Regions from separate parts of the Homo sapiens genome. Here region 2 is linked to region 1. Evidence: chromatin contacts called from ENCODE Hi-C or POLR2A ChIA-PET data. All regions are on one chromosome and are shown on one strand. Each heading gives the region's core, a stretch centred on a gene start or an enhancer-like site at or near the end of the contact. The rest is flanking DNA. Distances are from core to core; before and after follow the strand shown. Region 1 has its middle 13 kb from the start of LINC00892. Region 2 overlaps ARHGEF6 (Rac/Cdc42 guanine nucleotide exchange factor 6).

Evidence for each region. Hi-C counts contacts between places; a loop is a spot of excess contacts on that map. ChIA-PET counts read pairs that join two places held with the same protein, here RNA polymerase II (POLR2A). Pooled maps may share reads with other maps.
Region 2: a loop to region 1 is called in a pooled map, with 2.1 times the contacts of the local background. The contact joins two enhancer-like sites. A Hi-C loop is called at or near these places in 4 of 50 pooled maps. POLR2A ChIA-PET finds 5 or more read pairs at or near these places in 2 of 52 experiments (T-cell and activated naive CD4-positive, alpha-beta T cell).

What each region holds. Positions count from the first base shown.
Region 1 is chrX:136,623,816-136,628,892 of GRCh38, reverse strand. No RefSeq gene overlaps it. Among named protein-coding and RNA genes, the nearest start is that of LINC00892, 13 kb to the left of the region's middle. Within about 2 kb of position 1,377, at least 3 of the 41 ENCODE cell types and tissues checked have a DNase peak (open chromatin) inside an H3K27ac peak, as active enhancers do.
Region 2 is chrX:136,744,294-136,749,711 of GRCh38, reverse strand. It overlaps ARHGEF6 (Rac/Cdc42 guanine nucleotide exchange factor 6), which reads left to right. Exons shown (of 22, transcript NM_004840.3): 3 at 2,120-2,204; 4 at 4,365-4,489. Among named protein-coding and RNA genes, the nearest start is that of ARHGEF6, 34 kb to the left of the region's middle. Within about 2 kb of position 1,996, at least 3 of the 41 ENCODE cell types and tissues checked have a DNase peak (open chromatin) inside an H3K27ac peak, as active enhancers do.

The DNA.
Region 1 (5,077 bases), core at 128-2,627:
AATTATGTAGCACCAGGCAATGGTACTTAACTGTTTTTTGTCTCCTCAATTAGTTTATGAGCTGCAGAACAAGGGCAAGGTATGAATCTTTGGTGCCCTATACCTTCACTCCGCATTTTTTTAATAAACAATGGCTAAATGGGCTTAAACGTATTTTTGAGATATTTTTGGTCAATGTAGTAAGCGGCCCCCACAAAAATATTTTGGTAAATCTGGTGATTCGTTTGATGATCTGTGAGACCAGGAAAAGCTCTAAGTGGAAAATCTTAGCCACAAAGGTCATCTTCCTTCCCAGGAAGAGGAGGCGCCATCTTGTACCCAATGCACATTTCCTCTGTCTTCCCTACTTGAGGACCATCCACACTGAGCTGAAATTGGGTGCTCCCAACTGTTCCTTATCCTCCTCCTGAGGCTCAGCTTTCTAAAACCACCCTGGCAGGCACTCATAAAAATGGGTTGCACCAAGGCTTCAACTTAGAGGAACAGAAGGGAATGAGGCTGATGGCTCTTGGGCTGGGGTGACTCAGTTTCTCTGGCCTTATTACTGAGAGCCAAGAGCCCAGCTGAGTGCCTCTCCTGGGCAACCCTTAGAGGATGGATTATTGCTCAACCCATTGAGATTCTCTGTTTCTGGAAGACTGGGGTAGGTGAGGGGAAAAATCAACTCATGGTTTCAGCCTGGGGACTTGATTGTATAATACCTGCACAGAAACCCCTCTTTTAAATAAAATTCTGAAAAAGCATAAAAGTAATTTAACAATATTACCAAAAAAGGAGAAAAGGAATACAATTACCAATTACTCAAAAACCTACCTTTCTAACATAACTATTGTTGTCATATTTCCTTCTTAGTCTTATTTTTATATATTTTTTTCATGGTTATAATAATAGAATACATGTAATTTTTGCATCCTGCTTTTTTTCACTTAGCCTTTCCTAATAAGCGTTTTTCTATGTTGCCTCATATTTTAATAGCCACTGTTTTAGAAGGCAAGATGATAAAATATTTCCCTTTAATGACATCACATCACTGTGAAATTGTGTTTTTTCTCCTATTTCTCTGCAATAGATACAAGGTTAAGAGGTTCAAGATATGACTTCTGTCCTCAAAGAGCTTTTACTTTTTCTGGCAGGGATAGTCATTTCTTCAAAGACCCTTAAGTTGGAGCTGCATGAGCCGCATCAAGTTCACGAGAAATGGAGTATGTATGAGTACCACTGGATGAGTCATTTTTAGTGACCCAAGTCTCCCACCCTCAAACTTAGATCCTATATTGGCACCTATCACCTACATGACCTACTCCCAGCTAAAGAGGTGTTTCAGTGGCCTTGATGTGGGGGTTGTGTGTGTGTAAGCCTCTCCCACATCCTTTTAATCTGGTTGTTTGGTTTGCTGGAGAGTGTGCCCCGGTGGGTTTACACCCCACCCCCGTGGTAACCAATTAAGAAGATTCTAGCAACTTGGAGGACATCAAGTTAAATCCCAACATGAGAAGCAGAATCTTTCTGACACTAACTGGCTCAGCTGATGGAAGTGTCACTGAGACTCTATAATCCTGATAAGAATGACTGCATTTTGTCACATTGCTGAAAACCTCTAACCCTAAGTTTTACTTAGAGGCCAGTTAATGCTTAGGACTCTTTGAAATCTATAATTTGTGGTTGTTGATTTGCACAGGAATTGCCAACCCAAACCATTTGCATCATGGGCCTCTTTTATTAGGATGGACCCTTTTTAGTATCCTAGATTACATGAAAGAAGCATGTTCTTGATACAAGGAAATCTTCATCACTGGCTGCCAAACCTCAGGAAATAACAAAGCCACCAGCACCATTGTGTTCTCAAGCGAAAAAAGTCATTTGAACATTTGGTGTCTTTGGGTATACTAAGAGCTATTCTGACTTCTAAACAGGGTACTAGCCCTTTAGCCAACATTCTGCTAAAAAAAAAAGACCTTTCTGTGCTTTTCTAACTGACTCTACAGTATGTTTTTTAAACTGAGCCCAAGAGTTATTGACTTTGGTCAATAGTTTCCTAGATCAATTGAAATAAGCAGCTTTTCCTGAGGAACCAAACTCAAGCATCCCAGGTACTGGAATGTGGGCAATGCCAGATGATTTGAAAATCAAAGTTTAAACTTTGAATTATAGAAATACTGTGAAAAACAGGTGTCACAATAAGGCCCAGTAAAACATCCTTCAATGCCATTCCCTACAGTTCGTCAGAGGGAATCTTGAATACTCAAATTTTTTCCTCATCTTTAAGAACAGCTTCTGTTCATTTCCCTGCTAGAAGGTGGCAGATGGTACTCCACCCTTACAAAAAGTCTCTCCCATTTGAATTGCCTACTTAGCTTCCTCAGTAAAATATTTCAGTAGTTTGTCCACAGCCATTAGTCTTCCTCTAATTGCTCTGACTCAAATGAAGATTGACTTTGTGGTTGGAAATTTCGTGACATTACCAAGAAAGCTCAGTCAGTACCAGGACTCTTCTCAAACTTCTATTTGCAAACCCAAGGAAAGACCTTTAGCAGGAAAGGACAAAATACTGATATGCAAAACAATTATGTGATGTTTGGTAGAACTCAAATGATTAGTGAACCTACCCTTCTCTCCGTTTTTTTTTTTTTTTTTTTTTTTTTGGTCAAAGGAATGAGTTCAAGGAAATAGTGAGGGTACCTACTGATCGTTTGTGTTCATGAGGGACAAACAGGTTCTGGAAAATTAAAAGCCAGGCAATATCAAAAGTTTATGTTAAGCTAGTACTTTCAAAACTATTTCTCACTAAAGCTTTATTTTTGCTTTTCTCCTTGCTCTGGATCATTCTTTGCTGGAAGTGGAAATATGGCTTTCACAGCTAGAAAGCACTTGAGGACATCATCAGCTGTATTAAGGATCAAACTAGAAGCTAAGAGCAGCATGGGGTCCAGGCATGATCCTGTTTCTAAATAGATGATAGGGATGGGGCAGAGTGGGTAATACATCATAGACTCATGAAATGTGAAGGTGAAGGAGATCTTAGAGCAATGAAACTTATTAAAAATGCAGATTCTAAGACTCTAACACCAGAGATTCTGATCCAGTGGATCCGGGCTGGGAACAAATACATCAGGTGATTGTGCTGCCAGTGGTCCATGCTGGGCTACTTTGAGAAAGCCTACCTTAGCAGGATGGTTATAGAGCCCATTTATTTTACAAAGTAGCAAACAGAGGCCCTGAGACATTGGTCATTTGCTCAAGGGCCTTGAGAACAAAATTAAGATGCCAGGTTACTCAGCCCAGGGCCTTTTCCTCTCTGTGATGGTCCTAGTGAGAGTCCTTTTTCCTTCCGGGCTTTCCATGTGAGTGTGTACCAATGGCCAAGGATTCCAGTTGGCCTGTTGTTTCCAGCTACAGCCAGTATTACTGCTCACTAGAAGCTTTAGACTGAATGGGCTGTGCTAGCAGGGGAGGGGCACCCACAAGAAGGATCTGGCCCCCTCAGCTTCATTGTTCCCTGTAAACTGACTGAACTGCAACACAGACTTCCTTGGGGCCAGAGTGCCAGGCTGTAAGGACAAAGTGTCATTTCTGTTGGCTAAGCCAGCCAGCTATTTCACATCCAGTTACACATCTGGATCCCTGGGCCCTCGAATATATCTATTCTGTTGAGAACTTTCCCCAGGAGACCCGACCCCTTGACATATACACAGTATTAAAAACTTGAACATCTGGTCACCTTACCTAGCCAAAAACAAAAATATTAATTGACCACATATATATAGCGTATTAGTTTGCTAGGGCTGCTGTAACAAAGTACCATAAACTGGGTGTGGCTTAAACAACAGAAATTTATTGTTTCACAACTATGGAGACTGGCAGTACAAAATCACAGTGTCAGCAGGATTGGTTCCTTTTGGAGATGCAGAGGGAGGGTCTGTTTTATCTCTCTCCTGATGGTTTGCTGACAATCTTTGGTGTTCCTTGGTATGTAGATGCATTCATAACGATCTCTGCCTTCATCTTCACATAGCATTCTCTCTCTCCCTCTCTCTCTCTCTGTCTCTGTGTGCGTGTGTGTGTGTGTGTGTGTGCGTGTGTCTGTATGTGTGTTCGTGTCTGTCTCCCAATTTCCCCTTTTTATAAGGACAGCAGTTATATTGGATTAAGAGCTCACCCTACGCCAGTGGGGCCTCATCTTAACTAATTACATTTGCAATAACCATATTTCCAAATGAGGTCATATTTTGAAGTACCAGGGTTAGGATTTCAATCACCAGTAGTACTAAGGATCAAACCAGAAGGCAAGAGCAGCACAAGACCCAGACATGATCCTGTTTCTAAATAGATTATGGGGATGGGGCAAAGTGGATAATATGTTATAGACTCATGAAATGTGAAGGTGAAGGAGATCTTAGAGCAGTGGAACTCATTAAAATGCAAATCCCAAGACTCCAACACCAGAGATTCTGATCCATTAATTTCAAGGGACACAATTCAATGCATACCATGTCATCTTTGTTTAGTCCAACAATAAATAGGGATGAGCAACTGGTAGTGGAGGTGAGACGGGTGAGGAGTGGAGAGAAGAGCAGAAGAGTAGAAACAAACCTGAGTATAGGGCTGCTTAGTGAAGAGAGAAGTGTTTGTTAAGCAAGAGAACTCAGATGTCAGGGAGGAAATTCCATCAATTCAATATTAAAATTATGCACCATATACCTTTTATTTGCAAAATTCAACATTTCATAAGGACAGATGAATGTTTCGTGAGAACGCTCCACGTGCATGAAGTAATATTTTGTTGACAGAATGTGCTCTTCTGAATCAAGAAAAAAAGATAATCATGCCCTTTTTTATTCTTTGGAGCTTTCTAATATAGAGTTCTCCAAATCTCCTAACTTTAAGAGAAAAATAGAAAACATTAGCTTAGAGATTTTTTTTAAAAGATATAGAGGCATTTTACTACTGAGAACGTAAATAGAGATGTTATAGACCTCGTATTCAGATGCTCCAAAGGTGTGGTTTGCTACGGCTAACTTTGAAAAATAGAGGATATAGCTCACGGGTAGCCTGGCAAGAGGAGGGAGGACATGTAATC
Region 2 (5,418 bases), core at 747-3,246, 120 kb before region 1:
TCAAAAGAGAACCGAGTACAGTTCAGGAAACTTCCCTCAAGCAGATGCAATGACTCTTCTTGATGCACATTTCATTTTCTGATTAGTTTATTTATTTTCAAAATCAGTCAAGTACTTGTACAAGTGAATAATACCAGTGTTGCCATGTATAGGCATTTAATAACCCTGGATAAGGAACAACTAAAACCAGAGGGAGAGGTTTTTTATCACAACTTTTGCTCTCATGCCTTATTCTGCTAATATTTAACTTCTGCTTATTATTTTAGATCTACTCATCTCTACCACACCCACCCAAAACATGTATCCACATGCACACACACATGCACACTCCCATTAGGACTGATGGGCTAAAAACAAGTGATTTTTTTTGCTTTGCTACTATTTTGGCATACATGTCATTAACATTTTCCCAGTTGATCAGTTCTAAGGGAGACTCAATAAGTCTGAAATCCCCGGAGATACTAGACACTCTCTCTAGTCTATTGCCTCTTGTTCACCCAGGCTTTGACAAACTAAAACAAAACTCTTGTCAATGTATTTCTGGAAAAGTTTGAATTTTATATTGTAGCATTCAGAAATATATTTGGAATGTGTTGTTGTTTAACTCTTTAGTAATATTAGCATTACTCTTTTACCAGAAATATATTAATGTCTCATTTTTAGATGCATCTGGGCTTTTTGGTCATTTTAACTTTGAATGCAAAATATTCATTGATTAAATGAATAAAGCAGTGAATCCTAGAATAGGCAGACTTGTGTAGGTTTGCATTTGCATGTATCTTTATTGACCCCCCAAAACGTGAAAAATTGATATTATATATTTTCACTCTAAAAACAGATTATAGGTTTTCAAGAACATGTACAAAAAAGATAGAAATTTGTCTTGATATGGTTCCCAGAAAATATGCAGCTTAAAAATGGAACAAATGGCTCTACCTAATGGGAAGACAGACCCTTTAAAATCCTATGCCCATTACCAATCATGTCCCATATGAAAAGGTACATTTTATTTCCATCACCACATTTGGGGAAAAAATGATGCAATCTGTTTTCTTTAAGAGACTTCTAGACATCCTGGAACAAAATGTTTTTAGAAGGGGCATTTCCATCCAGAAGGTGGGCATCTGGTTACCTTCAGATATGCATACTTACATTGTTGGCTGGCAAATTAATAGATTGTACCTGTGCATGAGAACACTTCTAATTTCAAATATACATATTTGAGACTCAATATATTTTAACACACTGACTACATTTCAAAGGTAACAGGTAAATTGTATTGAAAACAACATCTGATTGGTATCTTCACTGGGGACAATAGCATATCAGATTGACAGTTGACTGGTAAAGTGAAATGTATTTCCTTAATGTGTTTTTTGCCAAGAGTTGAGTAGTATTAGACAGGCCAGAGGTCATATTTGGGAAAGTCATCTAAAGCCAGGAAGAGCCCATAGGCCCAGGCAGGCAAATACTTGAATTCATGATGAGCTGAGAGGGGCAAGGTCAAACAGCAGAAACAGAACTGAAGCTGGGAGCAAAAGGCAGACCTGGGCAGAAAGTTTGGGCAACATGGAATTGGGATCCTAGGCAGTTGGGATGCAGCGGGTGGCAGTTGGGAGGAAGGAGAGCAGAGAAAAAGGCACTTTTGACAGTGACTCAACTAGGCACAGCTAATAAACTGTACAGATGCAACCATGTCAAAAAGGCTCCACCTCCTTATTTATGGACTGTCGAGGACATTATGTAGGTGATGGGCATTGATTGTAACCCATGCATATGAGCTTCCTGTAACTGGGCTGAAACTATTGATACATTCAGGCCAGAAGAGTGGGTCTGAGTATGCACTGTTTATTTCCTGGTGGGCGCTGCCTTCTCAGCTTGGCTCTCATTTCCCATTACTGCTTTGCTCTGACTCACTGATGGCCTGCCACATGTCATTAGGCGGCTCAACTGCTGCTCTCATTTCTCCCAAAGGTATATGGAGGTTTGTGTCTTGGCTTCTACACTTTTTTTTTTTTTTTTTTTTTCCGGAGAGCTGGAGGAAGTGGCCTTTTGATAGTTTTGTTTGTTGAGTTGAATACTTGTAGTGTCTTACGGTTTCAATTTTCCTTTCTCATAGATATTTGATCCTGATGACCTTTATTCAGGGGTCAATTTCTCCAAGGTACTGAGTACTCTTTTAGCTGTCAACAAAGCAACAGAAGGTAAGCCGGGCTTGTGATTTATATGTTCTGGGTGACATTTTTGAATCCATGTGTTTGTGATTACCCTAGGAGCCAACTCTGGCCAGGATTGTTCTCGTGATGCAAATTTTCCCCTTGCTCCCCCAAATACACCCCAACAAATGTCAAATGCTTGAATTTTTCATGGCTTAGGATTTAAAATATACCTATCATAGATGTTATTCTAATGCCCTTAATATAATGATAAGAACTAAGAAACTATTCCATTCAAAGCTCTGAATCACCAACTGAGTATAACAAAACAGAGAAGAAAAAGGAAAGACCAGTTCCCTTTTTCATAGAGTTTACAAAATACAGCCGTCACTTCCCTTTCCCCACTAGAGACATATTTTTCTCATTGTTTTATGTATGCCTTTGTCCATGTAAAGGAACCCCTCAGTAGCCTTGCACCAAAAATGAAATCTTGGGGTCATAGGGAGTGAAAATAATATCTTTTATTTAAATGTTTAACACCTACCACACTAGAGGTATTAAATATAAATGCTAGTAAATGTGAAGAAAATGATGATACACTTAGAATGTAGCTTCACTCCTTCCCTGGTATATTTTACCAACAGCTGAATAGTAATAATCATACTTAAAATGCTTTGAGCTCTTGCCCTGGATCTAGGCTGTCATAAGAGCCACAGGTGATCTCATCCAATCCTTGAAACAACACTGGGGGTAGGTATTATTATTATTAGGTCCATATTACAGATAAGGAAAGTCAGGCCAACAGTTGCCCAACTAGAAAGTTAGTCGCTGAGTTGGGATTCAGACCCACATCTGAATGACTACAGAGCCCTTATGCCCAAGCACGAGGCTTGCTGCTCAAACTGTTGTAGAGTCAAGAGGCTGTGTGCCCAGCATCGCCAGGTGCTACAAAAAATGTCAAAGCTATGGTCCCTGCCTTTGAGAAAATTACTGTCTATTTAAGGAGACTCAACTTACCCACGTGAAACAATTAGAGGACAAGAGCAGACAATATAATCAAGTGCCAAATAGGTTAGAGCATCTAGGAAGCTATCGAGTAATTATAGTTTTTGTCAAAAGAGCTGTATATAATAGCAATACAAGTAAAAATACTTCTCCAAAGTTGTTCTTTTGCTATTTGGAAAAAAAAATGCTTTTGAGCTATTGCAAGGCGTATAGCTGAAAGTACAGCTAATTCAAGTAACTATATTTAACACACATGACAACTATCCAGTTCTAGTCAGGGAGGATCGTGTAATTCTAACATTATGCCACACAAATTATACGTTCCTTTGCCAAACTCTCCTAGCAAGTTTTACAGTCTCTTCCCTTGCCACAGATATTTATAAAATACAAGGAGGTGAAAGTTAAAACCCACAGCATCAAGGAAATTACTTGGATACTGAGCTTGTCGCCTAGGGAATGTTTGGGCTTTAGACTTTTGCAGTTTATATCTTTTAAAAATAAATGGAGAGGAAAAGAACCCTTATTGAAATTTGTCAAGAAGCCAGCTCCTCTCTTTTGTATACTCTCAACAAACTGAAAACATCCAGCTCAGCTCTGGCCTGGTCGAATTTCACAAGGTTTCAAGGAAGAGAAGACTCTTGAATCTGATTGTTAAAAAAATTATTCTAGTATCAAGATTACATCTTTCCCAAACACATCTTCTCTTTCACTCTCATTCTCCACCCTGCCCCACACACATCAGGGAGATTTTACATCATATATGCCACACATATTGTTACGTGTGAGTAAGAAATGAGCCACTGAGTTATGGGCCAAAAAACAAAGAGAGAAATTTGAAATATTTCAAAGTAATAAGAGCCACAAACAGCTGTTTGGTACCCAATATAGTTCTGCCTTGGATAACAGGGCATACTGTTGCAACTGGTTCAGGAGGGAAGAGTTGTAGGGAAATGGTTAAGAGAAAATGTGGTTCTGTCGCTGTTTTTCATTCTACTGGAGCACGATGGCCAGTAAGGTTAAGAACAGGAAGTTGGCCACCAAAAAGGGAAGGGGGATTGAAATACACTTGGCATGTTCATAATGATAACAGTTAGAATTACAGCCAGGATGCCTCTGATAGTATCCTGAGAAAGATAATGTTATGCGGTAGATGTTTTTCTGATCTGAGTGGTTCCTTTAACATGCCTTTTCCTCTTTTCACAGATCAGCTATCAGAAAGACCATGTGGACGTTCCTCTTCTCTTAGTGCTGCTAATACTTCTCAGACAAACCCACAGGGAGCAGTTTCTAGCACAGTTTCAGGGCTGCAAAGGCAGTCAAAGACAGTGGTAAGTATAGTCCCCAATTCTCCGTCTGTTTTAAAATCCATAAAATTAGATTGATATCCTAGTTGCATCTCCATATGTGGTGAGACAGCCATCCGGGTTGTTTTGGGCATCACTGAGAAAACTAATTATAAACCGAGCACCAATTCAGGCTGGCCCGAAGGAGCAAATCAAAGGCATGTGGTGGGGCAAAAATCCGGATTGAAGCTCCAGCTCTGTCCCTTACGAGAATTAGGCAAGTCACTTAACTGAGAATGCTATGCAAATGGAAGTCATTATGGCTACTTTCTGATGGCAGTTTGCTGTTAATTTCCCTATCCCTTGTTTTATTAGAACTAAATAGTGCCTGACACATAGTAGGCAATCAATAAATATTGATTAGTATCCTCATTATTATTGCCATTTTTATTTTTCTCTTTCCATTCCTAATGAGGAAGGCTTGATTTTAAATTTCAGTCTATGATGAGCTTCTATATTAGGATCTCCCAGTTGCCTTTTCACTTGCTCTTATTGGGAGCTTTTATTTGGGAGGAAATGCCTCATCTTCTGCTCTTTGGGTGAAACCTTTATTTCCTGTCAAAAGCCACCCACTTGCAGTAAGACATTATGACCTATTACTTCCAAAGCACTTGAGCATGTGGTTCTTAACTTTTTTGGATCACAGATCCCTTTGAAAGGCTGATGAACACTATGTCTCTACACCCCTGGTACCCTCTCAAATTGTATACAAAAGCCCATGTGTATGAACTTATTTAGACAAAAATATGTTGTGCTCATCAGATTCTCTAAAGGGTCTGTGACCCTCAAAAAGGAAGTCCAGTTTATACATGACAGATTAAGAATTCCTGACTTAATATATCCATGTAATAAAACTGCAGTTGTACCCCCTAAATCTATAAAAATAAAAAAATGGAAAAAAGAATTCCTGACTT